2 separate regions of the Homo sapiens genome follow, and region 1 is linked to region 2. The links are chromatin loops, found by intact Hi-C in ENCODE. Cell type or tissue: OCI-LY7. All regions are shown on one strand. Each heading gives the region's core, and the rest is flanking DNA. Links, peaks and the distances in the headings are about the cores only. Region 1 overlaps TTC39C-AS1 (TTC39C antisense RNA 1). Region 2 overlaps TTC39C (tetratricopeptide repeat domain 39C).

The links. Peaks named below come from ENCODE experiments on the same cell type or tissue, not always from the same donor. Only the 100,000 strongest peaks of a DNase experiment are listed, where the experiment ranks them.
Region 1: a loop joins it to region 2, with 5 times the contacts of the local background. A loop is called at or near these places in 50 of 110 quality-filtered maps.

Annotation. Positions count from the first base shown.
Region 1 is chr18:24,008,040-24,010,958 of GRCh38, reverse strand. All of the region lies in intron 2 of TTC39C-AS1 (TTC39C antisense RNA 1), which reads left to right. It also overlaps a transcript of TTC39C not described here. Among named protein-coding and RNA genes, the nearest start is that of TTC39C, 5.3 kb to the left of the region's middle. RefSeq lists an enhancer at 830-959. In OCI-LY7, for the core only: CTCF peaks have their summits at 950 and 1,150; DNase peaks (open chromatin) are centred at 718 and 1,098; H3K4me3 peaks cover 1,554 bases; H3K27ac peaks cover 1,939 bases.
Region 2 is chr18:24,118,085-24,121,003 of GRCh38, reverse strand. TTC39C (tetratricopeptide repeat domain 39C) reads right to left here. Exons shown (of 14, transcript NM_001135993.2): 8 at 2,772-2,879. Among named protein-coding and RNA genes, the nearest start is that of CABYR, 20 kb to the left of the region's middle. In OCI-LY7, for the core only: a CTCF peak has its summit at 1,827 (motif pointing right); a DNase peak (open chromatin) is centred at 1,813.

The DNA of each region.
Region 1 (2,919 bases), core at 205-2,704, 110 kb after region 2:
CCCCTACCTCAGCCTCCTGAGTAGCTGGAACTACAGGCACATGTCACCACACCCAGCTAATTTTCGTATGTTTTGTAGAGATAGGGTTTCGCTGTGTTGTCCAAGCTGGTCTCAAACTCCTGAGCTCAGGTGATCCGCCCACCTCGGCCTCTTAGAGTGCTGGGATTACAGGCATGAGCCACCCATGCCTGGCCTGGAATTATACTTTAAATGCATTCGAAGAATAAAGTACCACAAGAAAACCTTACTGTGTGTACTTTGGTTGTATTACATTTTTCAGTGATGCTAACAGTCATGCCTTTGTGCATCTTTTTGTAAATCCATATTATCCATCAAAATAAATACAGGTTCCCAAAATGTTTGGAATTCTAAGAAGGAGGAGAGTAGGGAAATTAATATCACTATTTTTATGTTGTGCTAGCTTTACCCATTCAGCTCTTCTACTGAAGGTGAAGTAAGATTTAATTAACTACCTTTAACTAGAAGGCAAATCAGGTCAAGGGTTGCTATGTAAAACCTATTAAATTGTTTAGCCTAAAGCTGCCTTCTTACGTATTTTAGCCTAAAGATTTCTCCGTACATAGTGAACTGTAGCCTAACTGGATGCATAAACAGACTGTAACAAACTCTTGTAACAAGTAGCGGAGTTTCAGCCAATCACAGCAGCCAACTGTTCAAACCGTAGCCAAATAAGGCAGACCCCGAGCTGTAAACAACCTGACTGTTTCTGTATCTCACTTCTGTTTTCTTTATGTCACTTACTTTCTTCTGTCCATAAATCCTCTCTGACGCATGACAGCGCCAGTTGCTCTGAATCTATTCTGATGGTGGAGTTGCCCAATTCTCCAATTGTTCTTTGTTCAATTAAACTCTGTTAATTTATCTAAAGTCTTTCTTTTAACAAACCATACAGCAAGTTCCTTCCTTTTCTGCTCATAGGTGGATCACTAACTTGCCTCTAAGGAAGGGAACATAGTTGTGGACCAGTGAGGTTCACCTGGCTGTTTTTGCAGTTGGATGTGTGTCTCTGAGAGGACACTCATGGCTGCCCTGGGAAACCACAGCAGTTACCATGGGCCAGGAAACCATCCCCCTTTGGGTTGGACGCCTCCTCACCTGCCTTTTCATAAACCACATAGCCACTGGAGTGCAGTAATGGTTTAGGCAGGTGTTTACTAGAGATCATTGTTCTGCTGCTGTAGAGAGTCAGGGACAAAACTGGGGAAGAAGGCATTGTCTCTCCTCCACCGCTTTCCTCCCCTGGGAAGCTTAAGCAGTGATCTCTCCTGCACTAGCCCTTGACTGGGGTGTGTCTTTGAGTGTGACTGCAGGTCTTCTGTTGGTCTTCAGATAGTTTCATTCTCTCTCCCCATTATGCCTCCCTTCCCTTTAACCCATCTCCTTCCTTTTCATTGATAGTCCCTGTTCCCTGGATCTACCATCCCTCCCTCTTCCTTAGAGATAATCAAGTTTTCCTCTCCTTTGGTCCCTCCTCATGACTTGCACATTTTGCAGCCTTGGGTGAATGTCCATTACTTCTCTTGTCTGTCTACTGACTTGTTCTGCAGAGGGAGAGGCCGTCTCTGGTTTCAAGACATGTGTCTACTGAGTCCCTGGAGAGGAAAGTAGATGAGTTCCAGTCCCATGGATAAGGGAAGTGTTAAATGGTAGCAGGTTCTATTCAGTGCCCTGGTGGGTTTTCTCTGGATTGTTTAACAGCAAAAAAAATCTTTCCACTAGAATTTTTTAAACTGGTATTTTAGGTTTGGAGGTACATGTCCAGGTTTGTTATAGAGGTAAACTCATGTCACAGGGGTTTGTTGTACAGATTATTTCATCACCCAGGTTCTAAGCCCAGTGACCAATAGTTATTTTTTATGATCCTCTCCTTTTTCCCAGCCTCTACCCTCAAGCAGACCCTGGCGTCTGTGGTTCCCCTCTTTGTGTCCATATGTTCTCATCATTTAGCTCTCACTTATAAGTGAGAACATGTGGTGTTTGGTTTTCTGCTCCTGTGTGAGTTTGCTAAGGATGATGTCCTCCAGCTCCATCCATGTCCCTGCAAAGGACATGATCTTATTCTTTTTTATGGTTGTGTGGTATTCCACGGTATATATGTGCCACATTTTCTTTATGTCATCTACAGTTGATGGGCATTTAGTTTGATTGCATGTCTTTGTTACTGTGAATAGTGCTGCAGTTGAATTATGTGTCTTTACGAAGACATGTGTACATGCGTCTTTATGACAGAACGATTTGTATTTCCCTGGTTATATACCCAATAATGGGAATGCTGGGTCGAATAGGAATTCTGTTTTTAGCTCTTTGAGGAATGGCCACACTGCGTTCCACAATGGTTGGACTAATTTACACTCCAACCAACAGTGGCACTATGACTAATTTCTATCTGGATTCCCCATTGTTATCTAAACAAGAAAGGTACTTTCCTTCTATTCACGTAACTTTACCTTGTTTCCTACTAAAAATCCTGGGCTTATGCTAAGGTAGTATTAATCTTTTCCTGCATAAACAGAAGGCAAATGGCATGTCCGAGCTCTTCTCTCCAATCAGTAGGCTTCTCCCCTGACTGCAGGAGGAAGAAGGAGATACCTTTTGGTTCATCTAACAAAGTATATGAATCTATTTTGGGTGGAAGCAGCAGCAGTATTGGCATTTGCTTCTCAGAGTGGATTTGTTTCCAAATCTTAAAGTGTAGTCAGATTCCCTCGGACATTCGAGAGCATGCAGTAGGTGTTCATGACCTGTTTGTAAGTTGAATGGTGAGGGTGAGCTACAGAGGGGATGAGTTGGACTCAGAGGGGAAAGGAGATTAGGCCAGGAGTCTAAATCGTGGGTTATGACTCTGGTCCTGCAATGCACTGACTTTGTGATTTGGGGCAATTTTACTTCATCTCTTTC
Region 2 (2,919 bases), core at 328-2,827:
CCAATGTTCCAGGTAAGCACTCCACACAATAGCAAAAAGATTGGAAACAACCGAAATGTCCATCAATGAATGAATGGATGAACAATGTGCCATATACATGCAATGGAATATTATTCAGCCTGAAAAAAGGAAGGAGATCCTGACACATGTTACAACATGGATGAACCTTGAAGACATTATGCTAAATGAAATAAGCCAGACACAAAAGGACAAATATATTTCACTTATACACAAGGTAGGTAGAATACTTAAATTCATAGAGACAGGAAGTAGAAGCGTGGTAACCAGGGTCTCGGGGAAAACGTGAATGGGGAGTTTCTGTTTAATGGGTAGAGTTTGGGATGATGAAGAAGTTCCAGAGATGGATGCTGGTGATGTTTGCAAAACAATCTGAGCGTTATCTGGAGTTACTGACACATACACCTAAAAAAGTTCAAATGGTAAATGATGCTACATATTTTATCACAATTTTTAAAAGTACAAAACTATTGACATAGTCACACAAAACATTAACATGCTGGGGAGCTAAGCCCTGGTGGCAGTGTTTGGGGTCCCTGAATGCCCATGCCCTCTAGCTCACGGCCAGCCCAAATGGCAGCTCCTGCAGGACAGTGTAACGGTGCTCCTTCCCTGCCTCATGTACTCTTTTGTTTTTGAGACAGAGTCTCACTCTGTTGCCAGGCTGGAGTGCAGTGGAGCGATCTCAGCTCACTGCAACCTCTGCCTCCTGGGTTCAAGTGATTCACCTGCCTCAGCCTCCCAAGCAGCTGGGACTACAGGTGTGCGCCACCACGCCTGGCTTATTTTTGTATTTTTAGTAGAGATGGGGTTTCACCATGTTGACCAGGATGGTCTTGATCTCTTGACCTCGTGATCTGCCTGCCTTGGCCTTGCCTCATGTACTCTTTGTACTGGAGCTATTCACCCACATCTTATCCTCTCTACAAAATCCCAATGCAGGAACAGAGATCAGAATCTTTCATGCTTATCCTCTGCTATGATTGGTATGGTTCTGGGATTGCCAAATATTGGGGGGGGGGAATTAATGTTCCTCTATACAGCCACGCTGTACATTTATGTATTTGAAACTCAACAAAGATGAAAAAATAAATAGCTGTCCACCATCGACTGTGCGGCCCAATTACACCTAATGGCTGCGGAGTTGTGTGCAGGCCTCTCTTTTCTGGGCTATTCAATCTGGATTCATCCACTCTTCAACGTATTAAACACACTGAGTCACTCAACAAATAGCTGCTACTTTCATCTGAGATGTCTTCAAATTCTATACAACAATCCTTTAAGTGTGAGACACAGCATATTATCCAGTATATGAAAAATAAGCTTATTCAAACATCAGGGACAGAGCCATGAGAACACGCCTGTCAACAGGGATTGCAATGCGGAATATGGACAAAAGAGGGCTTTGCACTGACTTTTGGGGTCCATTTGCTAATGGACCGATGCAATTTTATAGGGAATTTAAGAGATCCAGAATATCCTTATTGGTCAATGTTCATCAACCCTATCTTATTTTATATAGATCAGTTAAGAGGGCAGAATGGAAGTGGAAGATGGTCATTAAATCTGAACGTTAAGAATAAGAAGGTATTGAAAATAATGTTTGGATTAGTCTTGAATTTTAAGTAAAAGAACCACTCATGTGGCTGCAAGAGGAGAGTTCATTACACAAACCAGAAAAGGCTTACATGAAGTTGCTTAGAGGCAGAAAAGGTACAACCGCTTGGCTTTCTTCAATTCCACACCTCTACAACTCTGAATCACGTGGCCTTTTAGGTATTGAAGGATGCAGACAACTACTTTGGCCACCAGGTGGCAGCACATCTCTATCTCCTCATACATGGGCAAAAAAACACTTAATTCAAAACAGAATACAGGTGTTAATAACGATATGCAATGTAAATACCTTGCATCTAAAATATTATACTGTAAATATAATAGAGTTATGAGGTAAAACAAGGTTGGAGCAGATGACTCAGACCTATGCAACTTTGTAACCAGGGCACGAACCAAACAAAAATACTAGCACAGATCAGGCTCTGAGGCTCATGCCTATAATCCCAGTGCTTTGGGAGGCTGAGGCAGGAGGATCACTTGAGGCCAGGAGTTAGAGATTAGCCTGGGCACCATAGCAAGACCTTGTTGCTACAAATTTTTTTTAAAAAATTGGCTGGGCGTGGTAGGGCATGCCTGTAGTCCCAGCTACTCTGGAGGCTGAGGCAGGAGGATCGCTTGAGCCTGGGAGGTTGAGGCTATAGTGAGCTGTGATCAGGCCACTGCACTTCAACCTGGCAAAAAGAGCAAGACCCAGACTCAAAAAAAAAAAAAAAATTAACACACTGAAAAAAGACTGTTCAATTCTTAAAAATTCTTCAGAATCCCAATAAAAAACATAGCATATTAAGTAAAGGGATAGAGACAGGTTGAGGCAACTTAGGGCAAAATATACAGTAACGGGGAAGACCTCATAATATGCATTTCCAAGACACAAAACAGGACCAAGCCAGGCCCAGAGGGGAAGCGTGTGGTGAAGGGGCACCCTGGGCACTACTGAATTTCTGGGTGTTCACCTGGGTCAGTGAACACAGTATTCTAGCACTATTTACTTGGTTGCACAAAACATTAACATGCTGGGGAAGGCTGTGGAGGGGTACAACTTTTGCTTCCTCTTGCCATCATTCTCCCATCTGCCCACGTCAGGCGAGCTAATTCACGACAGAGAGAGGCACACTGAGGGACCATGGGCGACTCACCTGCAGTCAAGTAGGCATAATAGCACTGGGACCACCTGGACTCATTTTTTAGCCTCTCAAAGGAATCAAATGCATCCTTGAAATTGAGCTCTATCATGCTGCACCAACCTATGAAAGAAATATTTTTAGCACATGACCCTAAAGTACT